Regions from separate parts of the Homo sapiens genome. Here region 1 is linked to region 2. A link is an interaction called in ENCODE POLR2A ChIA-PET data of the cell type or tissue named here. Cell type or tissue: PC-9. All regions are shown on one strand. Links, peaks and the distances in the headings refer to the core of each region. The heading gives the core; the rest is flanking DNA.

Region 1 (15,419 bases), core at 4,272-12,271, 360 kb after region 2:
TCTCAAAAAAAAAAAAAAAGTATAAATAAAACTGCCATATTTAAGAAAAATATTGTTGCAGGTTGGGTTTCCTGGGAAACAGACTTAGAGATGGAGGCTTACACACAGGAGGTTTATTGGGAAGTGATCTTGGGATTAACACCTGTGGAGATATCAAAGCTGCTGATTCAGGCAGAGGGAGAAGTTGGGCTGCAACGCAGTCACAGCAAGGGCTTCCGCCCATCTCCTGGGGAGCCCTTGAGCTAGGATGGTCTTACAGAAATATCCCAAAATAAAGCAAGGGGGCTGGACATTTAGACCTCACATCATGATATGAAGGGAAATGACCTTGGACAGCTGGCTTCTCATCACTAGGGTTGTCGGGGAGAGCAGGAGGAGACAGGTGTGAGCTGTCAGCCAATCAGACTGCCGGTTTCAGTCATGAAGTGGGAGATCTGGGCAGCCCACCCAGTGCTTATTCTAAGTTTGAATCACCTACTCATTCACTCTCACCAGGGAAACCTTTATGTAGACCCAATAGACAGTAAAGGCTACCTCCTGAAGAAAGAGCAGGCTGTTAGAAAAAAATAATCATAGCTACAAAACTTTTTCTTACCAGAGGTAAGATGACTTGTCACCACCAAGGTAAGGCAGCATCTTATGCTCAGCACAGGACTGATTCCAGCTTCCCTGTCCCACGTAAAGGCAGCCCAGCAGTGAACCTCATGCCATTGACCCACTCTTCTCTCTGCCCCTTGCCAGCACTGACGATATCTTACCAAACACTAGTGACTGACACATGAAATGCATTCCATCCCAGAGAGCCTCCTGAATGTTAATTTTTTCACGAACGGACAGGGAGAAAACTTTTATGTGGAAATCGTTGTGACAGAAAAATGGTCTATGGCTGGGTGTATACTTTCAGCAGAGCTCAAAGGTCAAACCTTCAGTCTGATCATACAGTTTTCATGCTTTCTGCCTGCTGGAGATTCCCAGAAAAATTTTCCAATAGAAAAAAGAAAGACAAAAAAATCATTAGAACCAGAAAGAACATCCGCCCGTCATACTCAATGTTAAAAAACCATGTGACTCTGCCGGGCATGGTGGCTCATGCCTGTAATCCCAGCACTTTGGGAGGCCAAGGTGGGTGGATCGCCTGAGGTCAGGAGTTCAAGACCAGCCTGGCCAACATAGTAAAACCCTGCCTCTACTAAAAATGCAAAAATTAGCTGGATGTGGAGGCAGGTGTCTGTAATCCCAGCTACTCAGGAGGCTGAGGCAGGAGAATTGCTTGAACCTGGGAGACGGAGGTTTCAGTGAGCCGAGACTGTGCCATTGCACTCACTCCAGCCTGGGTGACAAGACCGAAACTCAGTCTCAAAAAAAAAAAAGTGACTATTTAAACAAGGAAACTCATTCTTTTGCCCACTTATGGTATGATCATTTAAAATAACATTTTTAAAAATGTATAGTATAAACTTGGGGGAGGGCGTGGGGAGAAAGAAGGAAGGCTTTCTTCTCAGCACTTTCCAAAAGCAGACAGATGAAATATAGACCTAGCACTAGAATAATGACTTCAGATGAAGTCCTGTGAAAGCAAGTTCTATCTGACTGTCTCTCCGTCTGTCTGATGTGACATCAGTGGTCAAACCCTGGAAATGATGGCTAGAGGGCAAAATCTATTTTAGGTGTTCTCTCAATCCCCTTAGCCTCACCAACCCACTTGTCCCAGGTTTATCAAATCCATGCTAGAACCTGGCCACACTGCTAAGTCTAAATCTCCAGGAAAAATAACGTTTAAAAAAGAAAAGACTGGGCCAGGCCCGGTGGCTCACGCCTGTAATCCCAACACTCTGGGAGGCCGAGGCAGACAGATCACCTAAGGTCAGGAGTTTGAGACCAGCCTGGCCAACATGGTGAAACCCTGTCTCTACTAAAGATACGAAATTAGCCAGGTGTGGTGGCGGGCACCTGTAATCCCAGCTACTCAGGAGGCTGAAGCAGGAGAATCACTTGAACCTGGGAGACGGAGGTTGCAGTGACCTGAGATCGCACCTTTGCACTCTAGCCTGGGCAAAAATAGTGAAACTCCATCTCAAAAATAAATAAAAGACTTAAATACAGATGAAATTCAAAGGTAGGGGCAGTAAACCTACTTAGCGAATAATCAAGTTTCTGCATTTCCTTTTCTCTTTGGTATGAGTGCAATAATCTTGTCCCCAGTCTACGGGCTCTTCTGGTACTTCCAATAAATTCCTTCCAGGGACCCCACCTAATCCTTTGTACATGGTCCCAGTTGTCTGCCTTCCTGAGGTAAACGCATTCCTAAAACATTCTGTGTGAAGGAGATGTTCATAGTACAAATAATACTTTTCCACTGACTTTAATTCTGATTCCCTAGTATTTTTATCATGGCTTCTAATCTATCTTCTGGCTACAAGAAGTGAGTCATTTGTAAAGTGAAGAATTTATTTTAAAGTGAGCAATCATACCACCCATTTTCTGTTTTCCTCCAGAGAGGCATCTAAAAATGACTTTCCCCTTGTAGTCCCAAAGTTCTCAAACCTACACTCACCTCTTTGCCCAAAACTTCCAGCCTCAACTATGTTAAGGTCTCTCTCTGCCTTGCTTAGAGCCCCACCGTCGCTGTGATAGTTTTCTAGAGATGCCCAACGAAGTATCGCAGAGTTGTTAAAGAACAGGAATTTATTTTTCCACAGGTCTGGAAGCTAGAAGTCCAAGATCAAGCTAACAGCAGGGTTGGTGTCTTCTAGGGCCTCTCTCCTCAGCTTGCAGATGGTTTTCTCTCTGTACCTGTCTATATCCACATTTCTTCTTGTAAGGTCACTGGTCATATTGGATTAGGGCCTACCCATAATTTTATTTTAACCACTTCTTTAAAGACCCTATTTCTAAATACAGTCACATTCTGGGGCCCCCTGCCTTAAGGGACAACATCCACCACATTGGCCGGTATGCTAAATGGAAGCATTACATTTCTTTGTGCCAATTGCCATAAGAAGTAAGGCCGAAAGCAGGAGAAGCATGTCTTCATTTTCTCAACTCACTACTCCACCGTCTAGGTCCTTGATTTAAATGATTTCATGACACAAGTAGGAACAGACCCTTTGGGCAACTCAGCAGCTAAGCCAACATCACCTTAAGCAAAATGTTAGACATGAAAATGTCACATTACATGGAAAACAGCGTTAAGGGACCACAACTACAATAAGGAAAAGACTGTGGTTTTTTTTCTCTCTTATATTGTTTGTGTAACTAGGATGATTCCTGTACATAATTTATTCGTATGCATATGTATCCATATATTATATATAACATTTATTGAGATCCAGCCATGTGCCAGGCACTGCTCTAAAAGCATTATGTGTACTAGCTCACTTAATCCTCATGATAGCTCCATGAGATAGATACTTTTATGATCCCCAAATTATGGACAAGGTGCTGCAGCACAGAAGTTAAGCCGCTGCCCAAGGACACACAGCTGGTAAGTGTTGCAGGTGGGATTTGGCCCTGGAAGTCTGGCTTTTGTATCTTATGCATCAGTTAGCAGACTATTGCTTATTTTGATCAAGTCTTTTCTATTTCTAATATGCAATTAACATATAAACACCATTAGTTCCATTGAAAAACCCACTGCAGAGATTTCAGAAGGGGCTGCAAACCCCTTTGAGCAGGCTCCCATCAGGCTACCTTTCCTGGGTGGTCAGCAGCTGCTTTGCTCCTCTGTGAACTTTTTCCTTAATAGCAAAGTGGCCTCAAGAAGACCTCTGGCCTCAAGAAGCTCCCCACTCTTGTACTGGCAATTGGCAATACAGTGTACAAATGTACACTGCTTCAACTGGTCCTAGAAAACCTGGGAACCGATGCATCCCCACAAGGAAATATTAGAGTTGGGGACCAGGTGAAATCACAGTCATACCTTCAGGACCTTCCATATATACTTGCCTTATTCAGCACGTACTCAGTACTAAGAACTTAAGTTATTTACACATATTAGCTCACTTTAGCCTAGAAGAAGCCTACAAGAAGATATTAATGTTCATCATTAAGAACAATGTATATAAAAATGTAAACTGCAAAATGTGTTAAAAATCTTAAGCTTTAATAAACTGGAGTTAAAAGAGAAATTGAATTAAACCACACTATCCTTACTCAAGTTCAAAACCATATATATTTTCAAAAATTATTTTCTGTAGAGATGTGGCCTCACTATGTTGTCCAGGCTAGTTTGGAACTCCTGGGCTCAAGCAATTTTCCCATCCCAGCCTCCCAAAGTGCTGGGATTACAGGCACAAGCCACCTCAGCCAGTCCAAAAATATTTTTCTTAAATCATACTCTCACAAAAACGTTTTGTCTCACTCCACTTCCAAAGTGACTCATGGAAGCCGTGAAAACCAGAACCAATAATAGTAATGGGATTAAAAATAAATAGAATTTATTAAATATCTACTGTGTCCCAAAGTGGCATGTGTTTCTTTTCTTCTTTTTTTTTTTTTTTTTTTTTTTTTTGTAGAAATGGGGTCTCACTATCTTTGCCCAGGCTGGTCTGGAACTCTTAGTCTCAAGCAAGCCTCCCGCCTCAGTCTCCCAATGCACTGGGATTACAGGCATGTGCTGCCCAACGGTGTTTCCTGGACTCAAACTTGCTTTGATGTCTCAGGTCTGCATCTACAAACTACTGGATGTTGAGAAAGTCCTGTAACTTTCCCATGCCTCAGTTTCCTCATCTGTAAGTGGGATGACAAAGATACCTATCTTGTAGGCTTGTTGTGAGGATGAATTGAGTTAGCTTATGTAAAACGCTCAGAAAAACACATAGCATGTTGTAAGAAGACAGAAGTGCCTGCGGCTATCATCAAAATCTCACAACCTTGGTAATACACATTTTTACATCTGAGGAAAACATCTGAGGCTTAGACCTAAACTTGCCGCAGGTAACTCATTAGAATGTGGCTGGGGCGGGGGACAGTGGTGAAGGTTCCAACCCAGGTGTGGCAGATTCCAGAGCCTGCGGTCTGAACCAGCCCCTGGTGACCTTTACCCCGAGAGCGGAAGAAAGGCAAACAGGCGGAAGCCCACAGCCGAGGCCATCGCGCTGCGCATGATCCGTGGCAACCGTCCTTCCTTGACCTTTGCCCACTGGAAAAGCCAATCCCAAGTCAGCCTGGGGTAAAGGGGCGGGGCCTTGTGGTTGGCATAGCAACAGACATGGGTCAAACTCACCTGGGGGTTAGGGCGGGGTTGTTTGTCACTAAGGAATCATTGCTGAATGACACTACAGTGGAGAACCAGAGCCCCGGGCTTTTCTAAACAAACAGCCCTGGTCACTGCTGAATTCAAAGTGTACTGCCGGGGCCGGGCGCGGTGGCTCACGCCTGTAATCCCAACACTTTGGGAGGCTGAGGCAGGCGGATCACGAGGTCAGGAGATAGAGACCATCCTGGCCAACATGGTGAAACCGAAACCCCGTCTCTACTAAAAATACAAAAATTAGCTGGGCATGATGGCGGGCGCCTGTAATCCCAGCTACTCAGGAGGCTGAGGCAGGAGAATCACTTGAACCCAGGAAGCGGAGGTTACAGTGAGCCGAGATGGTGCCACTGCACTGCAGCCTGTCAACAGAGCAAGACTTGTCTGGAAAAAAAAAAAAATGCGCACCGCCGGGCCCGCCTCCCTCAGCACCCAATGCTGGTCGGAGCCCTCGGGCAAACAAACTACCTCCTGCATCCGGGAACTTACCCTCCAGGCGGAAGGAAAGAATGCGGGGACAGAGACCTGTCCTGGGAGAAGCTCCTTAGGAGATGAAGGAGCACCGAAAGATGCCTGACGTTTTTACGACTCCTCTTTCATGTTTGTGTCCCATCTCTTCTCAGAAGAATTAGCCATGTTTTGTGAATTCCAGGTGCCATCTTCAAAAACACCCTTGGATTCTAGCCAATCACCAAAATGGCAGAGACGGCCACCTGAGACCAATTAGAATATCCACACCAGTGGAAGAGAGCTCCAGTGGTAAATTTCCTAGATGTACAACTATTGATTTCATGATGTATTGTTCCATAAGGTGACTTTAAAACAGGACAAAAGTCATGATTCGTATCTTTGTTTCATCTTGTCGTTAATATTATATCTGGTAATTTTCTTGAAAACATAAGGACTTATTTTACAAATTTGTATGCTTTCATAAGTACTTCATTGTAACTTTAATAGTAAATAAACTTTGGCTTTATTAAGGTGTAGGAGAGAAAACCCTACGAACAGAAATAAAACAATTGTGATGAATCATTCATTAATCCCTGGGAGAAGCAGAGTGGGCGTACTGTGGGCTTAGGCTCACTAAGAAGGACCTGGATTCACATCCTAGCTTTGTCCATTGTATGTGGCCTTGGGCAGGTCTCATAAGCCACACTCCTTTGCAAAATGAAGATAACAATATCTACTTCTGAGAGCTGTTTTCAGAGGATGAAAGTGCATAATAAGTGCCTTATCTTACACATGGCCCAGTCTTGGCTCAAAAATGTTACTTTTCTTTCTTGAATATCCCCACTTCCTCTTGAACAGCCTCCCCCAAGGCAGTTAGTTGCTCATCTTTCTCCCTAATCCCCAGATAATTTGTTCTGAGCAGAATAATTTTTATCCCGGTAGCTTAGAACAGTGGCCAGCCCACAACAAGTACTTGGTGTCTGTTTATCTGGACTTGGTTGTGCTGTAATTTATGTGCTGACTGAGAGCTCCCAGGGATAGGAACCACATCAGCTAGCATCTAGCATAGTACCTAGTACATAGTGCCTACTACATAGGCTATGCTCAGTAACATAGTTGTGTTACTATGCATTGCACTCCTCATTTTTGCAAGGTACACAAACATATCTGTCTTCAGCAGCCAGGCAGGTGAATTAAGATAAGAGCGATAAAGTCCGTGACAAACTGGAGGCATTCCCATTCAACTAAACAAAAAACACTTTTCTGGCCAAACACAACAATCTGTCCACAGGATTTACCCCTCTACCATAAAACTGCCACCATAAACAAAGCTTTGTAATTAACAAGTTCTTTTTTTTTTTTTTTTTTTTTTTTGGGCAGGGTATCAATCTGTCTCCCAGGCTGGAAGGCAGGAGTGAAGTGAAGTGGCATGTGGTTCACAGTAGCTTCAACCTCCTGGGCTCAAGTGATACTCTCATCTCAGCCTCCCAAGTAGCTGGGACCACAATCACATGCCACCATGCTGGGCTAGGTTTTTTATTTTTTGTAGAGATGAGGTTTTGCCATGTTACCCAGGCTGGTCTTGAACTCCTGGCCTCAAGCGATCCTCCCACTCCAGCCTCCCAAAGTATTGGGATTATAGGTGTGAGCCACCATGCCCAGCCCACAATTACTTTCTTATATGTTATCTCATTTGATACTTGAGCAATTTTCTGAAGAAAGCGTTTTTGAGTTCATTTTACAGGCATCTGATAGAGAAACTGAGGCTCAAATACAGAGATTTATCCAAATCAAACTAAGTTAATAGCCAGCCAGGGATTTGCATTCATGTCTTCTAACATCGACCCAGGACTCCCGCTTCTCTTTACACCATATACTGTTCTTTATGTGCCGCTGTTTTTCTCTTTATAGTTTTTCTAGGACAAAAACCAAGCTCCATCAGAAGGTTAAACCTGTGTCAGGTTTACAGTCCAATGACCGCCGTGGGTCATAATCCATCTAGAGCTCTGAGACAGGTGCCTTTAGAAACAATGCCTTCTTTGCAACCAGAGGAGCGTGTTTTCCTCGAGTCATCAGCATAGAGAGGCCTGGCAGCAAGGTATGATGAGCATGATGAGTGGGCTGACAGGAAGAACTCTGCACCCAAATGGCAATGAGGAAGCAGGCTCCTTATATCAACGTGAAGAATCTTTAAAGGAACTTGAGTTTGTAAAGAGAGCAAGAAAAACAAGATAGAGTCTTAGCAACTAGAGGAAACAAGCATCTCATTTCTGTAGGCCAGTGTTGTCCAACAGAAACAAAATGTGAGCTACATATAACTTTAAATTTTCTAAAGAGTAAAATTTAAAAAGTAAAAAGAAACAAAAGAAATTAATTTGAATAATACATTATATTTAATCTAATATATACAATATATTTTTAACATGTGACCAATATAAAAATTATTAATGAGCTATTTTATTTATTTATTTTTGAGACAGAGTCTCACTCTGTCGCCTAGGCTGTAGTGCAGTGGCTCAATCTTGGCTCAGTGCAACCTTGCCTCCCGGGTTCAAGTGATTCTCCTGCCTCAGCCACCTGAGTAGCTGGGATTAATTAGCATGTGCCACCATGTCCGGCTAATTTTTGTATTTAGTAGAGACAGGGTTTCACCATGTTGGCCAGGCTGGTTTTGAACTCCTGACCTCAAATGATCTGCCTTCCTCGACCTACCAAAGTGTTGGGATTACAGGCGTGAGCCACTGCGCATGTAATTCTTTTTTTAATTTATATTTCTTTTTTTTTTTTTTTTGGACAAAGCCTTTGACATCCAGTGTGCATTTTATATTTACACTCAGTGGCACTGGCCATATTTCAAGTATTCAGTAGCAGCTGGGCACAGTGGCTCACACCTATAATCCCAGCACTTTGGGAGACTGAGGTGGGCGGATCACCTGAGGTCAGGAGTTCGAGACCAGCCTGGCCAACGTCGTGAAACCTTGTCTCTACTACAAAAAAAACCCAAAAAAATTAGCCAGGCATGGTGGCGGGCACCTGTAATCCCAGCTACTCGGGAGGCTGAGGCAGGAGAATCGCTTGAACCTGGGGCAGAGATTGCATTGAGCCAAGATCGCGCCACTGCACTCCAGCCTGGGCGACAGAGCGAGACTCTGTCAAAAAAAAAAAAAAAAAAAGAAGTACTCAGTAGCCACATGTGGCTAGTGGCTGCCATCTTGGACAGCACAGATCTAGGCCAAAGAAATTCCTAAAGGTCTATATTTCTGGCATAGTAAAAATGAGTGACATGGCTCTCTTCAAGGCCACTGAGAGGTCTCATTTCCAATCCTGCTAGTCCAGTTTGAAGACTGATCTTTTAGGGTCAACTTCAAACTTTGCCGCCATTTAGAGAGCAGCCGTGTCAATTTCCAGCCAGTTGCTCTGCAAAGCCAATCAGAGCCCATTATGTTTGGCTCCCTGTTTTTGCCTTGCAAGAGTGCAGTCCTCAGCATGTCCCCTTTCAAATACCTATTATTCTGGTGCTGTCTTCAGTGGTGCCATGACTGGCAGTGATTAGGGTGACATTTTTTATGTGCCTGAGTTCACAGAGCAAATTACATAGCGTGAGTGGCATGGTGATTAAGTGGCTGTGTGTAAAGACTAGAATCGCTACATTTGCATGTCTCTGAATAATGAGATTCTTATCTCCATTATGTGGCAATGAGGTCGAAATTGATAGCGCTATTAACTGTTTACACAGTAAGCACAATTTTCTATTCTCTCTTTCTCTCTCACTGGTTTCAAAGCAGCCAAAAGCTTTGAGCCCCCCAGCAACCCTCCCAAATAAGTTTTCCATAAAAAGAGATTTCCACAACCCCTCAATAAATTTTCTGGCTGCCTTCCAGAGCCCACAGATAATCCAATCCACCCTCTTGGTTTCACAGGGAAGAAGCTGCAGTGTAGAGAGGTGAGATTTGTCCAAGGTCACACAGAAAGAAAGAGGGCTGGAAAACAGAGGACTCCAACAATACTCATTCCTTCTCTGATTTGTGTCCTCTGGTGCCCGGCTGCAGCTTTGGAATAATGAAGTCCCACCTTCCAGCCTACATACATATTGTGCATTCTGGTCACACACCCATTTTGCTGCTGAAGAGATGATGAAACTGGCTGAAATTATAATTTGATTCTCCAAACACAGAGACCTTTTCAGTTGACCCTAGAGATGAGCCCTAACTATACTTTGAATCAACAAATATCAATTTTCGCAGCAATGAAATAAATATATGGAGAGATAGTTATAGTTACAGTGGGTTATAAAACAGGGCAAGGGAAAGCTGTGACTATTTATTTGGCTCTGCTCCTAGCAATGAAGTATTTATCCATCAGCTATGTGGCAGTGACATTTTTTATATGAAGGGCAAGTTTGAATTAATAACTAAAGAGACCGTTTTTAAAAATAGATCATCAGTGTAGCAACCCAAAAATGTATCCAATAAAGTGCTTCACTAGCAATATTGCAAAACATGAGGAGGAAAAAAACTCTCTCCAATTAAATTCTCACTCACCAGTGCTTTCGTGGTGGAACAACCACAACAGCATGAAGGTTAACTGCCTTGGCATAAAAGAGGAGACGGAGTAACAGGATTTGTCAAGTAGATCGTGGCATCAGCTTAACATTTGTGGGAGTTAAATGTATGCATGAACAGTTGTAATGCTGAGTTCCATTAAAAAATATGATGGTGAAATGGCCTGGAGTGAAGCATTATTATTTATTATGAACTAAAACGGACTATTTGTTTGTGATATATCTTAAAAGTACTGAGTGCCTTGAAATCACTAGAAGGGTTCATTACCTCTGTATCCCATCAATAACCAAAAATCTTGTCCTAGGAGTCAAAACTGAAGGAGATTCCAGATGGCATAAAGCACAAGAAAACTGGTTCCTATTTAGCAGTGGGTAAAGAAGTTGTGAAATCCTTCAGGACTCCACTTAAACTTTGCGGGGTTGAAAGAGGCCCTCCCTGGAACCCATAGTCTAAATTACACTTCTTTGGTATAAGTCACCATATTTCTTTTTTTTTGAGATGGTGTTTCACTCTTGTTGCCCAGGCTGGAGTGCAATGGTGCAATCTTGGCTCACTGCAACCTCCGCCTCCCAGGTTCAAGTGATTCTCCTGCCCCAGCCTCCTAAGTAGATGAGATTACAGGCAAGTGCCACCATGCCTGGCTAATGTTGTATTTTTAGTAGCGACAGAGTTTCACCATGTTGGTCAGGCTGGTCTCCAACTCCAGACCTCAAGTGATCTGCCCTCCTCGGCCTCCCAAAGTGCTGGGATTACAGGTGTGAGCCACCATGCCCAGCGAAGTCACAATATTTCCACATGCGCTGTTTGATTTATTATATTTGTTACACGAAGGTACTTACTACCTGTCTTCTCCACAAAGTCTGTGAACTCTAGCAAGGCAGGTGCCTATGCACCTAACAGCATATTCATCCATTCAAAATGTACCTACAGAGCACCTACTAAGAGTTAGCCAACACAATTCTGCCCTCATATGTTTACATCCAGATAGGGGGACATAGACCATAAACAATTAAACAAGCGAGTTGATTTGCTTTTTTTTTTTTTTTTAGGCAAGGTCTCACTCTATTGGCCAGGCTGAAGTACAGTGGCATGAACATAGTTCAGTGCAACCTCAAATGCCTGGGCTCAAGCAATTCTCCTGCCTCAGCTTTGCAAATACTTGAGACTACAGACTCACCATCACACCCAGCTGATTTTTTTTTTTTTAGATGGAGTCTCACTCTGTCGCCAGGCTGGAGTTCAATGGCACGATCTCGGCTCACTGCAACCTCCACCTCCCGGATTCAAGTGATTCTCCTGCCTCAGCCTCCCAAGCATCTGGGACTACAAGTGCTTGCCACCACACCCAGCTAATTTTTGTGTTTTTAGCAGAGACAGGGTTTCACCATGTTGGCCAGGATGGTCTTGATCTATTGACCTCGTGATCTGCCCGCCTCGGCCTCCCAAAGTACTGGAATTACAGGTGTGAGCCACCATGCCCAGCCACACCCAGCTAATTTTTATATTTTTTTGTAGAGACAGGGTCTCACTATGTTGCCCAGACTGGTCTCAAACTTCTGGCTTCAAACAATCCTCCTGCCTTGGCCTCCCAAAGCATTAGATTACATTTGTGGGCCACCACACCTGGCTTGATTTTAGATAATAATATGGGAGACTGATCAGAGAAGGTTTCCCTGAGGAAATGAGATTAAGGAAACCTGATACTGAAAGTTCTGGGCTGGACATAGCAGCTCACGCCTGTAAGCCCAGCATTTTGGGAGACCGAGGTGGGCAGATCGCTTGAGCTCAGGAGTTCAAGACCAGCCCAGGCAACATGGCGAAACCCTGTCTCTACTAAAAATACAAAAATTAGCCAGGTGTGGTGTTGCATGTCTGTAGTCCCAGCTACTCGGGAGGCTGAGGTGGGAGGATGGCTTGAGCCTGGTAGGCGGAGGTTGTATTGAGCTAAGATCACACCGCTGCACTCCAGCCTTGACAACAGAGTGAGACCCCGTCTCAAAAAATAAAAATAAAAATAAGTTCTGGATAGATATGAGCTGAGAGGAGTGAAAAATAAAAATAAAAGAAAAACAATTTTTTAAAAAGAAGAAAGTTCTGGGTAAGGGGCATTCCAGGCAACCAGAAGAGCAGGTGGAAGGACCCCAAGGTGGAAATAAGTGGCTATGGCTGGAACCTAGTGGGTGAGGAGAAGATGAAGTCAAGGAGGCAGATTGGGGCTGGATTATGTGCTTGGCACAGAGTAAACACTCAGTAAACATATGTTTCATGAACAAGTGAGCCCATATCAGCTATAATTGCAGGCGGAATGTAATTCTTGCTACCCTGGGCAAGACTGCAGGTGACCAAAATACAAAAGTAAAGCGTAGATATTAAGTGTTGTCTCCACAAAAATAACTACATGATGTATATTGCGTTTGTTAATTAGCTAGATTTAACCATTCCATAGTGTATATACACTTCAAAACATCATGCTGTACACAAAAAATACATACAATTTTATCTGTCAATTTAAAGAAATAGTGGTTGTTCTAGGGTTTACAATGTTCATATTTTATGTATCATAGTCTCCCTTCAAAGAATATTACACTACTCCACATGTAGTTTAAGAACCTTATGATAGTATAGTTACAATTCCTCCACCCTTTGGTCTTTTAATCCTCACAATACACTTATTGTATATTTGTTTACACTGCTAAATATCATTGATTGGTTCTTTAAAAATCCTCTGTTAAAAAAAAAAAGGCTGGGAACAGTGTTTCTCATGTCTGTAATCCCTGTAATCCCAGAGTTTTGAGAGGCTGGGGCAAAAGGATTGCTTGAGCCCAGGAGTTCGAGGCTGCAGTGAGCTATGATCGCGCCATTGCACTCCAGCCTGGGCAACAGAGATAGGCTCTGTCTCTGAAAAAAAAAAAAAAAAAAAAAAATAGAGAGAGAGAGAGAGAAAGGTAGAGGCTAGAAACTTGAAATTTCAAGAGAACCACAACAGGTAAATAAGATAAGTCCTGGGGACTCAGAGAAAATGAAAATGAGATATTTAAGGCAGCCTATAATAAACCCCAAATTGCTGCAGAGGAAGTCAGGGCAAGGGAGCTAAATGCAGGCTGACATCATATGGGGCAGGTTCCTGAAGGCAGGATGTGAACTAGGCCTTGAATCACACACAGGAATTTATTGGGCAGAACAAATAAGGAAGGTAGGGCACTCCAGGAAAATCGGTCTTATCACATTATCCCAATGGAACTACCACATTTATTTCTAGGACGTTATGTAAATCCATACTATGCTCATTACACAGAGGGACAATTGATTATATGCATGGAGTATAGAAGTTGGATCAAATTTATTGGCCAGGCACCGTGGCTCACGCCTGTAATCCCAGCACTTTGGGAGACTGAGGCAGGCGAATCACCATGTCAGGAGATCGAGACCATCCTGGCCAACATGGTGAAACCCCATCTCTACTAAAAATACAAAAATTAGCCGGGCATGGTGGTGTGTGCCTGTAGTCCCAGCTACTTGGGAGGCTGAGGCAGGAGAATTGCTTGGCCCGGGAGGTGGAGGTTGCAGTGAGCAGAGATCGTGCCTCTGCTTTCCAGCCTGGCGACAGAGCGAGACTCTGTCAAAAAAAAAAAGAAGTTGGATCAAATTTGTTTTAAGTTTTAGGCTTAAATTGTCTCCCTTGAAATTCATAGACTCCTCATCTAGTGGAGAATTGCCTATCTTCAGCTCATGCATAGTGAAATTGATGAGTTATGGATCTATAAGGGATGTTCTAATTCTCTCATTTGCTGGAAACTCAGTAGCCTGCTATTCTTGTTGTAATGGTTTAGTTCTTTTTAGCACTTTGTTAATCAAACTGTGTTGGAGATTGTGCCAGGGTGATCCAACCTCCTATTATAAGGTCTGTGAGACATGAGTCACAGCACAACCAAGAGGCCTCACCAGAAACTAGGGTAGCATCCTTGACACCACCGTTTCTCTCATGACCCCCAGTCAATCTAACCAGTGAAGTGCTATCAATTCTACCTCTCAAGTAACTCTCAAATCTGTCGTTTTTGCTCCTTGCTTACCACACTGCCTTATTCAGCCCCTTAACATTTCTTACTAAATCCCACCCTTTAATTTCCACCTCACCTCCAGCTATTTTTAAACATTCCTTTCCAATCCCCATAACCTCCCTGTGACTGCTTGAACACTCACCATAATATACATACACACCCTTCACGATTTGCCTACTCTTTCATCCTTGTCTTACTTCATGCCTCCCAAACAGCCCGAGTTCAAGAAAACAGCCATTTATGGTTTCCCCAAAGCCACATGCTGCTGGTAGTCTCCACTCCTTTGTGCTTGCAATTTCCTCTGCCTAGAATTTCTTTGCCCAGCCCTGTGTGGTCTCTTTTATTCGTCCTTTAAGACTCAGCTTGGGCCAGGCATGGTGGCTCACGCCTGTAATCCCAGCATTTTGGGAGGCTGAGGCAGGTGGATCACCTGAGGTCGAGAGTTTGAGAGCAGCCTGGCCAATATTGTGAAACCCCAACTCTACTAAAAATACAAAATTAGCCAGGCGTGGTGGTGCATGCCTGCAGTCACAGCTACTCTAGAGGCTGATGCAGGAGAATCACTTGAACCTGGGAGGTGGAGGTTGCAGTGAGTCGAGATCATGCCACTGCTCTCCAGCCTGGACAACAGAGCAAGATTCCATCTGATTTCTATAAGCAAGATTAGGGGTTTTTCTTAATTTTTTTTTTTATTTTCCGAGACAGTCTTGCTCTACTGCCCAGGCTGGAGTGCAGTGGCATGATCTTAGCTCACTGCAACCTCCGCCTCCTGGGTTCACACTGTTCTCCTGCCTCAGCCTCCTGAATAGCTGGGATTACAGGCGCCCGCCACCACGCCCGGCTAATTTTTGTATTTTTAGTACAGACGGGGTTTCACCATGTTGGCCAGACTGGTCTCAAACTCCTGACCTCATGATCCACCCACCTCAGCCTCCCAAAGTGCTGGGATTACAGGCGTGAGCCACTGTGCCTGGCCAAGATTAGGGGTTTTTCTTCTGTAGGTTCTGCAGCATCCTATTTTAGCATTCCTACATTGCTGTAATTAATACTAGGCATATCCGTCCCACCTGACATGGGTAGGAACCATGTGCCAGCCAT
Region 2 (15,419 bases), core at 4,514-12,513:
GCTGGGCATGATGGTGGGTGCCTGTAGTCCCAGCTACTCGGGAGGCTGAGGCAGGAGAATGGTGTGAACCCGGGAGGTGGAGGTTGCAGTGAGCTGAGACCGCGCCACTGCACTCCAGCCTGGGTGACAGAGCAAGACTGCATCAAAAAAAAAAAAAAAAAAGAAAGAAAGAAAAAAATTTTTTAAATGCAGATCAATTTGCCTTTAAAACCACAAGCTATTTTTTTTTTAACTTTTTACCTTTTTCTCTTTTTTTTTTTGAGACTGGGTCCCACTCTGTTGCCCAGGCTGGAGTGCAGTGGCATGATCTTGGCTCACTGCTGCCTTGACCTCCTGGGCTCAAGCGATCCTCCTGCCTCAGCCCCCTGCGTAGCTGGAACTACAGGTGCATGCCACCATGCCCTGCTAATTTTTGTATTTTTGGTAGAGGCAGGGTTTTGACATGTTGCCCAGGCTGGTCTTGACGTTCTGGGCTCAACTGATTCACCTGTGTCAGCCTCCCAAAGTGCTGGGATTATAGGTGTGAGCCTCTGCACCTGGCCCCACAGTTATTTTAAAAGGAAAAATGGGGGAAATGTAAAGTAAACAAACCCCAAGTACATTTAAATGTAAGTTAAATCAGCTGTGTAAAGGACACCCAAGCCCTCATATTGGTGATTGAACAGAGAAAAGCTTGTTTCTACCTATTTGTGGAGAGATGAATAGAAACGACGTGTGATGAGGAAATAAAACATGGAGAAACTGGAGAAAATCTACTAACCCCTCGTTCTTTTTTTTTTTTCTTTTAAGATGGAGTCTAGCTTTGTCGCCAGGCTGGAGTGCAGTGGCGTGATCTCAGCTCACTGCAACCTCCGCCTCTCGGGTTCAAGCGATCCTGCCTCAGCCTCCCAAGTAGCTAGGATTTCAGGTTCATGCCTCCGTGCCTGGCTAATTTTAGTATTTTTAGGAGAGAGATTTCACCATATTGGCCAGGATGATCTCAATCTCCTGACCTCAAGTGATCCACCCACCTCAGCCTCCCAAAGTGCTAGGACTACAGGCGTGAGCCACCGCGCCCAGCCTTACTAACCCCTCATTCTAAAGGTAAATGGAAGGATACAACTTGAGAATGTAGGAGAGAAAAAAAATTTCTTTTCCTCTATTCTTTTTCATTGTGTGGGTCCCTGCAAGTTAGCCTGACAAAAGATAGATTAACAGAAGAAAAGGCATACAAATTTTATTTAATGTTAATTTTTAGCAAACAGAGGTGCTTTTTGTTTTTTGAAGAGATGGGATCTCACTGTGTTGCCCAGGCTGGTCTTGAAACCCTGGGCTCAAGCAATCCTCCCACCTCAGCCTCCCAAAGTTCTGGGATGACAGGCATGAGCCACCATGCCCAGCCCACAGGGGCTTTTCTAAAAAATGAAGTGAAGACTCAGTAAAGCAGATAGGCCTAAGAGCTTAAGTACCACTTTAAACAAAGAATGATAAATTGTGGAGATGGAACAAGGCAACAGAAAAGTGTTTTAGGTTTCCAAGGGCAAATGGTGGGAAGGTAAATATATGGGAGGAGAAACTAATGGAGTAAGGTTGATTTGTGCAGGTCCACTTTGGTATTGACAATCTACAGAATAGGAGAAAATTTTTGCATTCCATCCATCTGACAAAGGCCTAATATCCAGAGTCTACAAAGAACTTAAACAAATTTACAAGAAAAAAAACAACCCCATTAAAAAGTGGGCAAAGGACATGAACAGACACTTCTCAAAAGAAGACATTCATGGAGCCAACAAACATACAGAAAAAAAGCTCAACATCACTGGTGGTTAGATAAATGCAAATCAAAACCACAATGAGATACCACCTCACACCAGTCAGAATGGCAATTATTAAAAAGTCAAGAAACATGGCAAGGTCCACATCGGTGGAAGAAAGCAAGCAAGCTAGGGTGGTAGATTATTACCTGTAAAATTATCTGGCCCTGGTGGGTTTTCTTTGTATGTATGAGAAAATTTTTAAATACTAATTTAATTTTTATGATAATTGTGATTTCTCCTAAATTCATTCATTATATTCTCTTCTTTTAATTTCTGTTTATCATTATTGACCTTTTCCCTCTGTCTTTTAAAAATTATTATTATTTTCTTTTTGAGTCAGAGTTTCACTCTTGTTGTCCAGGCTGGAGTGCAATGATGTGATCTCGGCTCACTGCAACCTCTGCCTCCCAGGTTCAAGCGATTCTCCTGCCTCCCGCATAGCTGGGATTACAGGTGCTCACCACCATGCCCAGCTAATTTTTTGTATTTTTAGTAGAGACGGGGTTTCACCATGTTGGCCAGGCTGGTCTCGAACTCCTGACCTCAAGTGATCCACCCACCTCAGCCCCAAAAGTGCTGTGATTACAGGCATGAGCTACCACGCCCAACTCTTATTTTTTATTATTTGAGACAGAGTCTCACTCTGGTCACCCAGGCTGGAGTGCAGTGGCAAGATCACAGCTCACCACAGCCTCCATCTTCCCATCTCAGGTGATCCTCCCATCTCAGCCTCCTGAGTAGCTGGGACTACAGGCAGGTATCACCAAACCCAGCTAATTACTGTATTTTTTGTAGAGACAGAGTTTTGCCATGTTGCCCAAGCTGGTCTCTAACTCCTGGGCTCAAGCAATCCTCCTGCCTTAGCCTCCCAAAATGCTCAGATTACAGACATGAGCCATTCTTCATTTTTCTGGCCTATTCTTCATTTTTAGTTTCCCATTCTGGCCGACTTGACCATTATCTTTTGCCTAGATGACTATAGAATCTTCCTCTCTAAATGATTGTTTGGCTGGGTGCACTGGCTCATGCCTGTAATCCAAGCACTTTGGGAGGCCAAGGAGGGAGGATTATTTGAGCCCAGGAGTTCAAAACCAGCCTGGCAACAAAGTGAGACACTGTAAGAAAGAAAAGAAAAGAAAAGAAAAGGAAAGAGAAGAGAAGAGAAAAAGAAAGAAAGAGAAAAAGGAAGGAAGAAAGGAAGGAAGGAAAGAGGGAGAGAGGGAGGAAGGAAGGGAGGAGGAAGGAAGAGAGGGAGGGAGGAAGAGAGGGAGGGAGAGAGAAAGCAATAGGAGGGCAGGGGAGGGGAGGGCAGGGGAGGGAAGGGAAGGGCAGGGCAGGGAAGGGAAGAGAAGGGAAGGGAAGGGATTAGCCAGGTGTGGTGGTAGACGCTGGCTGAAGAAGTAGGAGGATCACTCCCAGGAGGTCAAGGCTGCAGTGAGCCATGATCACACCATTGCACTCCAGCCTGGGCAACAAAGCAAGACCCTGGCTCAAAAATAAAAATAAAAAAGTCATTGTTTATATCACAGCCAGAATGGTCATATTTAAACATAAACTAGATTTCTTTTCCTAAACATAACCTAGCCTATAAATCATTAACCAGTTTATACACATAATTCTGCTCCTTGTTCTATTCTCACTTAACAATATATTGGACCTCACTATGTTCAAATATGACATGGGACATACATTTTTTTTTCTTAAAGTATTCTTTGTTTATATGAAATTCAAATGTAACTGGGTGTTCTGTATTTTTAGTTGCTAAATCTGGCAGCCCTACTTCTACCATTGGTCCAACACAAGGTGGCTGTTCCAGTTCTAGCCTCCACTCAGCCATGGGAAGAGCTTAAGTAGGCTTGAGGAGCACAAGTCCAGTTCTCTTTAGGGCAAAACCTGGACATGTCACATATTACTTCTGTGCATATACCATGGGTCAAAACATTTCCACATTTAGCTTCTAAGGAAGCTGGGAAATGTAGTCTTTAGCTAGGCAGGCATGTAGCCAACTAAAACCCTATTGCCAAGAAAGAAAAGAAGAATGGGTACGGGAAAACAACTAGTAGTCCCACATTGACAATAATCTTGGCCAGGTGCGTCGGCTCACGCCTATAATCCCAGCACTTTGGGAGGCCAAGGCAGGGGGAATCACCTGAGGTCAGGCATTCAAGACCAGCCTGACCAACATAGAGAAACCCCGTCTCTACTAAAAACACAAAATTAGCCAGGTGTGGTGGCCCATACCTATAATCCCAGCCACTCGGGAGGCCGAGGCATGAGAATTGCTTGAACCCAGGTGGCGGAGGTTGTGGTGAGCCAAGATTGCATCATTGCACTCCAGTCTGGGCAACAAGAGCCAGGAAGGAAGGAAGAAGGAAGGAAGGGAGGGAGGAAGAGAGGGAGAGAAGAGGGAGGAAGGGAGGGAGGGAGGGAGAAAGCAATAGGATGGGAGGGGAGGGGAGGGAAGGGAAGGGAAGGGAAGGGAAAGGAAGGGAACGGAACGGAAGGGAAGGGAATCCCAGCACTTTGGGCAGCTGCGGCAGGAGGATCACCTGAGGCCAGGAGTTCAAGACCAGCCTGGCCAACATGGAGAAACCCTGTCTCTATTAAAAATAAAAATTAGCAAGGCATGGTGGCTGGTACCTGTAATCCCAGCTACTCGGGAGGCTGAGGCAGCAGAATAACTTGAACCCAGGAGGGGAAGTTTACAGTGAGCCGAGATCATGCCAATGCACTCCAACTTGGGCAATAGAGCAAGACTCCATCTCAAAAAACAAAGAAACTAAATGAGAACATAGTGAGAAATGAAAATTAAATCTGATTAGGCTAATACTTAGGTTTACTCTGCCAGGTGCTTTGCGAAACCTTTTACACACATTATTTCATTAAATCTTTTTCTTTGAGACAGAATCTCTGTCGCCTAGGCTGGAATGCAGTGGTGCAATCTCAGCTTGCTGCAATTTCCGCCTGCTAGGTTCAAGAGATTCTCCTGCCTCAGCCTCTCAAGTAGCTGGGATTACAGGCATGTGTCACCACACTGCCTAAGTTTTGTATTTTTAGTAGAGACGGGGCTTCACCATGTTGGCCAAGCTGATCTTGAACTCCTGACCTCAAATGATTTGCCCACCTCAGCCTCTCAAAGTGTTGGGATTACAGATGTGAGTCACCATGCCCTGCTTCATTAAATCTTTATTGCAACAAGAGGAATTATTATTATTATTATTATTTGAGACACAGTTTTACTCTGTCACCCAGGCTGGAGTGCAGTGGCACCATCTGGCTCACTGCAACCTCTGCTCCCGGGTTCAAGTCATTCTCCTGCTTCAGCCTCCCGGGTAGCTGGGATTACAGGCATGCACCACCATGCCCAGCTAATTTTGTATTTTTAGTAGAAATGGGGTTTCACCATGTTGGCCAGTCTGCTCTCAAACTCCTGATCTGAAGCGATCTGCCCACCTCGGCCTCCCAAAGTGCTGGGATTACAGGCATGAGCGACCATGCCCGGCCAAGAGGAATCATAATTCTTATTTGGCAATAGGGAAAATGGAGGTTGTAAGGGTTAAGTGACTTTCCTAAGTCATATAGCTGATAAAAGATGTAGCCAGTATTCAAAACTGAGGTTAACTTCATTATGCCATATTACATTCACACCTTAAAAAAATAAAATCAAGGTATCTGATATCTAGACAGAGTCTTACTCTCTTGCCCAGGCTGGAGTACAGTGCTGTGATCATGGCTCTCTGCAGCCTCACCCTCCTGGGCTCAAGAAATCCTGCCACCTCAACCTCCCAAGTAGTTGGGACTACAGGCATGTGCCACCACACCTGTCTAATTTTTGTATTTTTTGTAGAGATGGGGTTTCACCATGTTGCCCGGGCTGGTCTTGAAACTCTTGAGTTCCAGCAATCTGTCCACCTCAGCCTCCCAAATTTCTGGGATTACAGGCATGAGCCATGGTTCCTGGCCTTTAAACCTTTCATTATGGAAAATTTCACATGTGAAAATAGAAAGAAAAATGTAACAAAGCCATATGTACCTATTGCCCAGCTTCAATAATTATTTACACCCTGCCATTCTTTTTTTATGAATCTTCCCTTACCCCCTAAATTCTCACAATTTTTTCTTTTATCATGGAGTATTTTAAAACAAATCCCAGTCATCAAATTTCTCTACGTGTAAATATTTCAGTATGCTTCCCTAATGCCTAAGAACTTGAAAAAAGAAACATAACAATAACATTGTCATGCCTCCAAAGAATCATATTTAACATCCAGTCCAAGTTTAACTTTTCTTGATTGTCTCAAGAGTATTTTTATGGCTGTTCAAATAAAAATTCAAACACAGTGCAGACATTACATATTTTACATATTCTCTTAAGTCCGTTTTTTGCTTGCGTCAGCAGCACATATACCAAAATTGGAACGATACAGAGAAGATTAGCATGGCCCCTGCTCAAGGATGACATGCAAATTCGTGAAGCGTTCCAAAATAAATAAATTCATTAATTAAAATTAAAAAAAATTTTTTTTAGTCTACGCTTGGTGGCTCACGCCAGTAATCCCAGCACTTTGGGAGGCCGAGGTGGGCAGATCACAAGGTCAGGAGATTGAGACCAGCCTGGTTCACACGGTGAAACCCCATCTCTACTAAAAAAAAAAAGTACAAAAAATTAGCCGGGTGTGGCGGCGTGTGCTTGAAGTTCCAGCTACTCGGGAGGCTGAGGCAGGAGAATAGCGTGAACCCGGGAGGCGGAGCTTGTAGTTAGCTGAGATCGCACCACTGCACTCCAGACTGGGCGACAGAGCGAGACTCTGTCTCAAAAAAAAAACAAACTTTTTTTAAAGTCTCTTTTAATGTATGACAGTTCCCCTTCCCTTGTGTTTCCTCGCTTTTCTAATGCTTTTAACTCTGGGATCATGAATTAACTTTGTAACCTGCTATGTGTTCATTGAAGAAGTAAGGCTGTTTGTCCTGTTGAATTTCTTACATTCAGAATTGGGCTGACAGTTTTCTCCTGGTGTCATTAATGGGTTTTTCCATCACCTATACTTCCAGTAAGCTGGTAGTTTGTTGAAGAGGCTAGTCTAAATTCAGGTTCAAGTTTTTTTTTTAATTTGTTTTTATTTTTTCTTTGTGGGTTTTATATATATATGCAAGGTTAGACCATAGGTGGTACAGTAGCTTACTTTTAAAATAAACTGTGTAACTAATTTATTGAATGTGCTGAATTGGTTATTATAATCAGTAAACTACTTTTTCTTATCTACTGCTACCTTCAAGCAAGCAGATCTCCCTTCTTTGCCCCAGATGACATTTCAGGGAGATCTCTTAGCTTTGGGGCCATTCTCAGATGTGAGAAGAGTCTCATTTTCAGCTATGGAAAATTCTAGTTCAGTCTATATTAAACTTTAATTTCTCATCCAATTTAAATCTCCTGTCCTCTCTTCTCATCCCTATTCCTCCCCTGTCTTCTATGACAGCTGACAGGCAGGACCAGCATTGAGGAAATGGTACATGATCTGTCCTTTTACTCCATCTGGTGAACAGTCTCCACAGTGTCCCCGTGGTTCATGGATAACCTTATGCATTCTTGCCCAGTCAAACAATGGTGGTGTAATTGCTGCCACAGCAACCCTGTGTACTTGCCCTGTCACTAGAGGTCACTCTAGTTCCTCTATACCCCCTCAAACTCCAGGAGACCTGATGCAGGATTTTTGCTCCTTAGCTCAGCTAAGTCTGGGTTCTTGTCTCACGACCAGGAAGAATTAGGCACACAAACATCAAACAGTGAGTGGAGTAGAATTTATTAAGTGAAAGGAAAGCTTTCAGCAAAAAGAGGGGACACGGCAGGAGGTGGGGGTAGTTCTCCTACCCGAAGACAGGAAAGTTCCCCGATATGGCTGAGCCTGGGGCTTTTTATGGGCTCAGAATAGGGAGTGTGTGCTGATTGGTTTGTGAGTATCCAAAAATGGTCATAGCAAAGACACCACTCAAAGGTGGGCACAACAGTGTAGAAAACCAATTAGGAAAAGGTAGGTATATGTAAAATAGGTGAAGAGTGGGGATCAATCAAAGGAAAGTGCACCAAACAGGAAGGTGGGTTCTCAATCCCATCTGAGTATTTACCCAGGACAGTTTCTGTCTTGAAGGTTGGGTTTCACCAGGGACCTGCCCCTATCTGCCTAGGCATTTGCCTGCCTCCTGCCTCTATCAGACCCTTGTCAGGTTCTCCCCAAAACTTAATTGCCTTTCAGTCCTGTAGTAGCACTGGGCAGGCCTACACACTCCTCCAGCCCAGCAGGCATCTGGCCAAGGAGTAAAAGTCCCTCACCTGTTTCTGGCTAGCCCCTCGATTCTCTAAGGGGTGCTCTTACTGTCCCCCTTCACTTGGCTCCATCCCATGTGGAACAGGGAATAAATGCCAGTGTGTTCTCTCTTTTTGTGAAGTCCCCCCAAAGATGCACCTGTCTTAATGAAACACCAGCCTTCTCCGCTATAGGATTTTGGGAGTGACAATTCCTGGACGAGAAAGAATGACTGTGTCATAGTAAGGCCTGTGCACATGTGTGCAGATACCCTTTTCAAAATGGGGGCTACTTCCCACCCATTGTCAGCACCACTGAGGATTATCCTAAAAATAAACAGGAAAGTCCTAATCTATATTCAGACAAGTTTGTTAAGATTTACCCCTTGACTTCATTTTATAAAGTAGCTTAGCTAAACATACAGAATTTTCTAGTTTATTTTAAAATGAATGACTTAAAGAAACTATAATTTTTTTTTTTTTTTTGAGACAGGGTCTTGTTCTGTCACCCAGGCTGGAGTGCAGTGGCATGATCACTGCTCACTGAAGCCTCAACCTCCCAGGCTCAAGAAATCCTCCCACCTCAGTCTTCCAAGGAGCTGGACTACAGATGGACACCACCATGCCCAGCTAATTTTTGTATTTTTACTAGAGATGGAGATTTCACCATGTTGCCCAGGCTGGTCTCGAACTCCTGAGCTCAAGTGATCCTCCTGCCTCAGCCTCCCAAAGTGCTGGGATTATAGTTGTGAGCCACTGCACCCAGCCAAGAGAAACTCAAATATAAATGATACCCTTCAGGACATGTTTTCATGTGTCATTGGGATGTTAATAAACATCATATACAAGAGCTAACAAATTCTTATCTTTTGTCCGTATTTTAGAAGACCTGGGCGGCCTACCAAATATTAACAACAACAAAAGCAACAAAAGAAAATAATTTCTGGCAGAGCGTGGTGGCTCATGCCTGTAATCCCAGCACTTTGGGAGGCCGAGGCAGGCAGATCACCTGAGGTCGAGAGTTTGAGACCAGCCTGACCAACATGAAGGAACTCCATCTCTACTAAAAATACAAAATTAGCTGGGCGTGGTGGCATGCACCTGTAATCCCAGCTACTCGAGAGGCTAAGGCAGGAGAATCACTTGAACCTGGGAGACATAGGTTGCAGGGAGTCATGATTGTGCCATTGCACTCCAGCCTGGGCAACAAGAGTGAAACTCCATCTCAAAAAAAGAAAAAGAAAAAGAAAAAAAAATCATTTCTAAAAACAGCAGAAGACATGGAAGCAGGTCCACAGTGATAGATCAGCTATGTTAAACATACTCAGTCTTGTTTTCTATTTTAGCCTTTGTACATAGAAATATTTACTTGTTTGATTCACATCTTTGTTAGACACAACCTATACCATTTTAATTGATGTGTTAAGGTCTATGTGTATTTTTTTAATTAATGGGTTTAATTACAATTGCTGTGTAGATAATTGCTTATTCAATCCTGAAGTAGAACTGGAATTAGGAAATGAAAAGAGGGTCCACTGACTCACTACAGTCAGCTGAGCACACTCTTATTTTGCTCTCAGAGTAGAGGTGAACAATAATCTAATCAAGAACTGCATGGTGGTGAGTCAGTATTCAAAGATGAATGGGCCAAAATAAGAGTTTAAAAACATGTGAGACGTGTGGATGGATATTACAATAGGTCAATTGCATCACATTAAACTTATTCTGGACATGGCTGGTTAAGTATGCTTGAATCTAAGTATTATATCTTCCAAATGTGTGCACTTAGAAAAGCTTCAGGCTCATAAAAGGATGAATGTTTGTGGAAGAAAGGAAGGAGGAATAAAAGAGGAAAAGGGGGGAAAGGAAAGGAGGGAGAAAGAAAGGGAGAGAGGGAGGAAAAGCAAAATGGTTTTCACTACTTCATTTCAACCACTGAGTGAGTATAAATTGCTAATGATTTTTTCATGGTGTGGTTAAAATGTTGATTTTAGGCCTAGTCACATAAATGAAATAAAAGTAAGAGTTTAATTAAAATTATGTTATGGTAATAATCGAAAGGATGACAGCACAGCTTGTGTTTGAAAAAGGAATGTTAAGAGTTTATATGTTTTTGGGTTTTTTTTTTTTTTTTTTTCTTTTGAGACAGAGTCTTGCCCTATCACCCAGACTGGAGTGCAGTGGTGCGATCTTGGCTCACTGCAACCTCCATCTTCTGGGTTCAAGTGATTCTCCTGCCTCACCCTCCTGAGTAGCTGGGATTACAGGAACCCACCACCACGCCCAGCTAATTTTTGTATTTTTAGTAGAGATGGGGTTTCACCATGTTAGCCAGGCTGGACTCGAACTCCTGACCTCAGGCAATCTGCCTGCCTCGGCCTCCCAAAGTGCTGGGATTACAGGCGTGAGCCACCAAGCCCCGTCATGTTTTTGTTTTTAACTCTGGCATCATGAATTTACTTTGTAACATATTTAACATTCCAGAATATCAATGTCATGCCCCTCTGTGTGAAGAGAGTCCACTAACAGGCTTTGTGTGAGCAACAAGGCTGTTTATTTCACTTGGATGCAAGTGGGCTGAGTCCAAAAAGAGTCAGCAAAGGGAGATAGGGGTGGGGCAGTTTTATAGGATTTGGGTAGGTAGTGGAAAATTACAGTTAAAGGGGGTTGTTCTCTTGCAGGCAGGGGTGGGGGTCACAAGGTGCTCGGTGGAGAGCTCCGGAGACTTAATGTCCAGGAGAAGGAATGTCACAAGGCTAACTGATCAGTCAGGGTGGGGCAGGAACAAATCACAATGTCATCAGTTAAGGCAGGAACTGGCTATTTTCATTATTTTGTGGTTTTTCAGTTGCTTCAGGCCATCTGGATTTATAAGTGCAGGTCACAGGGGATATGATGGGGGCTCAGAGGCCTGACAATCAAGTCATTGCTTTGTTCTCTTGGAAACTCCATTTACCAAGTCGCTTGAATATAGTTACAAATGTATTTAAACACAAAGACATGGTAATTAATAGAAAGGAAATGTTCCATTAAGAAATACAACGTAGAATGCATGTTTAAAGCAAACTTGTAGAAATAGAATTTCAGGGCAAGACAGTACTTCAGTCATTCTCAATTCTGTGTCACATGCAGCAGAGTTAATCTTTGTGTAAGTCTTGAGTCTTGGATACAGATGCTGCAGAGAGGGTCACAGCCATGGTCTTGTGGGGCTCACATAGAGGCTGCATCCCTTGAATTGCCCTCCCCCTTCTCCCTCCATTGCATGGGAATATCGTTCAACCTGCTGTGAATTTGCCATGTGGTGCTGTCACCCTTCCTTCATTTCAGTCCCTTGAAGTAATCTACAAGGACATGGAAGGAGATGAGAAATTGCCTCATGGCCAAAGTAACCCTTCTCTTCAGGGTGTTCCTATGGTATTTTATTTTGTTTTATATTTTTTTTATTTATTTATTGTTTGTTTGTTTATTCTTTTGAGACAGTCTCACTCTGCTGCCCAGGCTGGAGTGCAATGGCATGATCTCTGCCCACTGCAACCTCCGCCTCCTGGGTTCAAGCAATTCTCCTGTCTCAGCTTCCAGAGTAGCTGGGATTACAGGTGCCTGCCACCACACCTGTCTAATTTTTGTATTTTTAATAGAGACAGGGTTTCACCATGCTGGCCAGGCTGGTCTCGAACTCCCGACCTCAGGTGATCTGCCCGCCTCAGCCTCCCAGAGTGCTGGGATTACAGGCATGAGCCACTGCACCCGGCCTATTTTATTTTTTGAGACAGAGTCTTACTCTGTCACCCAGGCTAGAGTGCAATGCATGATCTCGGCTCACTGCAACCTCTGCCTCCCGGGTTCAAGCGATTTTCCTGCCTCAGCCTCCCAAGTAGCTGGGATTACAAGTGTGTGCCACCATACTTGGCTAATTTTGTATTTTTAGTACAGATGGGGTTTCACCATGTTGGTCAAGCTGGTCTCGAACTCCCGACCTCTGGTGATCCACCCGCCTTGGCCTGCCAAACTGCTGGGATTACAGATGTGAGCCACCGTGCCTGGTCCCCTCTGGTATTTTATATGACTATATTGCACTGATCACATTGATCATTTTAATTTCTTGCCCCTAAAATATTCACTCCATATAAATTGAGTTCATATTCATTTTGGAATCCTCATTGAACAGGCTTTCTTGTATGCCCATACTGATCAAGGTCTGTGTTAGATATTACATTTAAAATTGAACAAAGTAGGTGTGGTCCTTAAATTTTGGAAGGGTTGCTGGCATCTGAGGAAGACAGTCATTATCTAAATCAACAGGAAAAATAGAAGATTGCAAGTTGTATTATGAAGGAAGAGACCAGGGTTCCAGGGGCTAGAACAATAGGAGAGGCAGAATCAAACTGAGGATTTAGCAAAGCTTCTTTGAGGAACCAACATTTAACTTGAGGCCCACAACTAGGAGCTATTCCGGTTATTCAGGCTTTGAGTGAAAAGAGGAATGTGCCTGCCATATGGGGCACCACATGGGAAGCTGGGGGCAACTGGACCTGGAATACATTGGGCAAGGAGTGAGTGATGGGGGAGGGTCAGGGCCCAGGGGCTGTGGGGCCTTAGAGGCCACATTAGGGATTTTGTATTTTATCCCAAGTGCAAACTATTTAAAGTTTGAAGCAGGTAAGTTGCAGTGGCTCATACCTGTAATCTCAGCACTTTGGGAGGCTGAGGCAGGAAGATCGATTGAGGCCAGAAGTTCAAGATCAGTCTGGGCAATATGGTGAGACCCCCCCGTCATCGCTACAAAAAATTTGTTTTTCAAAACATTAGCAGGCCTGGTGCCACATGCTATAGTAACAGCTACTTGGGAGGTTAAAGCAGGAGGATCACCTGAGCCCAGAAGTTTGAGGCTGCAATGATCCATGACTGTGCCTCTGCACTCCAGCCTTGGTGACATAGCGAGACTGCATCTCAAAAACAAATAAGTAAATAAAAAATAAAGTTCAAAGTTGGCAATTGATGTGATTTGCATACCCTGCCTTGTGTTCACTGGCCAGTATTGAATATTTAGAAATAAACTAAACATGAACAATGAATCAATGATACAGTTCATCTATGCCATTCCCTAGTTTTACCAACCACAGGCAATTAGATTAATGCAATATAGTTTGTTCTTAGAAAATATGTAGTAGAGGCCGGGCACGGTGGCTCACGCCTTAATCCCAGCACTTTGGGAGGCCGAGGCAGGCAGATTACCTGAGGTCAGGAATTCGAGACCAATCTGGCCAACATGATGAAACCCTGTCTCTACCAAAAATACAAAAATTAGTCAGGCTGTGGTAGTGGGTGCCTGTAATCCCAGCTACTCGGGCGGCTGAGGCAGGAGAATCACTTGGACATGAGAGGTGGAGGTTGCAGTGAGCCAAGACCGTGCCATTGCACTCCAGCCTGGGCAACAGGGCCAGACTCAGTCTCAGGAAAAAAAAAAAAAAAAAAAAAACCTGGGCGTGATGGCTCACGCCTGTAATCCCAGCACATTGGGAGGCTGAGGCGAGTGGATCACCTGAGATCAGCAGTTTGAGACCAGCCTGGTCAACATGGTGAAATCCTGTCTCTACTAAAAGTACAAAAATTAACTGGGTGTGGTGGTGGCAGGTGCCTGTAGTCCCAGCTACTCAGGAGGCTGAAGCAGGAGAATCACTTGAATATGAGAGGCGGAGGTTGCAGTGAGCCAAAATTGCACCATTGCACTCCAGCCTGGGCAATAGAGAGAGACTCCAGCTCAAAAAAAAAAAAAAAAAAAAAAAAAGAGAGAAAAGAAAAGAGAAAGAAAGAAAAGAAAAAAAAGAAAACATGTAGTAGAAATTTGTTTTTTTTTTGAGATGGAGTTTCGCTCTTGTTGCCCAGGCTGGAATGCATGACGCGATCTCGGCTCACTGCAACCTCCTCCTCCTCTCCTACCTCAGCCTCCCGAGTAGCTGGGATTACACGCATGCACCACCACGCCCAGCTACTTTTTTTGTACTTTTAGTAGAGATGGGGTTTCTCCATGTTAGTCAGGCTGGTCTCCAACTTCCGACCTCAGGTGATCCACCAACCCTCGGCCTCCCAAAATGCTGGGTTTACAGGCGTGAGCCACCGCACCTGGCTGTTGACTTTTAGTCACTCACCATTCCCTTTCCTTTTCTACTAATCCCTCATTTTATTTTGGATAAGTACACTGTGATGGTTAATTATATGAGTCAACTCGACTGAGCTAACAGATACTAGGATAGCCAGTAAAACATCATTTTTGGATGTGTCTGTGAGAGTGGTACCATTTGAATCAGTAACGGAGTGAAGAAGATCTGCCTTCACCAGTGTGACTGTTCAGAGCACAAACGAAACAAAAAGGCAGAGGAGGGGTGACATCACTTTCTCTTCTTGAGCCAGGACATCTATCTTCTCTTGTCCTTGGACATCAGAATTCCTCGTTCTCAGGCCTTTGGACTCTAGGACTTGCACCAGGGTTCCCACCACCCCGTCCCAGTTCTCAGTCCATCAGTCTTGGACTGGGATTTGCACCACTGGCTTCTCTGCTTCTCAAGCCTTTGGCCTCGACTGAATTATATCACTGGCTTTCCAGGTTCTCCAGCTTGCATCGTTCATTTGTTTCTTGGCCATTTGGGAGTCTATACATTTTTTTACACTTCCTTTCCAAGAAATCAAATACAGGGCTGCCAGTTGGGCACACCCTCAATGAGTATGGCTGATGCTACTTGCCATGACAACGTTGCCTGGTTTCCTAATGTTAACGTTAGCTCCTACCTTCTAAGTTGGGTCACTGAAGTCCACCTTTATAAGTGGGTGTGTTCTGGAAATAGCTGTTTTTCTGTAGACACAGTATCTGTGATCCCTGTATTGGATCCACTGAGTTATAATACTCTCCTAAATCTCACTATGGGAGGCTAGTCTATGTAATTGAACTATTGAACTTCTGCCTCAAGAGCTAAAACCCAGCTCTACCCAACTAGAGCCCTGTGAAGTCTTAGCATTCCCCTTCCTGGGGGCCTAGAGACTCTCTACTAATCCCCAATTGCTGTCTAGGGCTCTACTCTAAAAAGATGAACAGGCCAGGAGTGGTGGCTCACCCTTGTAATCCCAGCACTTTGGGAGGCCGAGGCGGGTGGATCACTTGAGGTTAGGAGTTCAAGACCAGCCTGACCAACATTGTGAAACCCCGTCTGTACTAAAAATACAAAAACTAGCATGGCCTGGGGGCGCACAGCTGTAATCCCAGCTACTTGGGAGGCTGCGGGAAGAGAATTGCTTAAACCCGGGAGGCGGAGGTTGCAAAGGGCCAA

Evidence for each region. Peaks named below come from ENCODE experiments on the same cell type or tissue, not always from the same donor. Only the 100,000 strongest peaks of a DNase experiment are listed, where the experiment ranks them.
Region 1: POLR2A ChIA-PET joins it to region 2 with 10 read pairs; 2 of 35 experiments call an interaction of 5 or more read pairs at or near these places.

The regions. Positions count from the first base shown.
Region 1 is chr12:93,309,642-93,325,060 of GRCh38, forward strand. The region is part of intron 2 of LOC643339 (a long non-coding RNA gene); the gene reads right to left. Among named protein-coding and RNA genes, the nearest start is that of NUDT4, 61 kb to the right of the region's middle. RefSeq lists an enhancer at 4,968-5,112 and a cis regulatory region at 5,033-5,046. In PC-9, for the core only: no CTCF peak of the experiment used is centred there; DNase peaks (open chromatin) are centred at 5,040, 5,710 and 7,830; H3K4me3 peaks cover 1,608 bases; H3K27ac peaks cover 3,244 bases.
Region 2 is chr12:92,946,460-92,961,878 of GRCh38, forward strand. It overlaps the pseudogene RNU6-1329P. Among named protein-coding and RNA genes, the nearest start is that of EEA1, 25 kb to the left of the region's middle. In PC-9, for the core only: no CTCF peak of the experiment used is centred there; no DNase peak of the experiment used is centred there.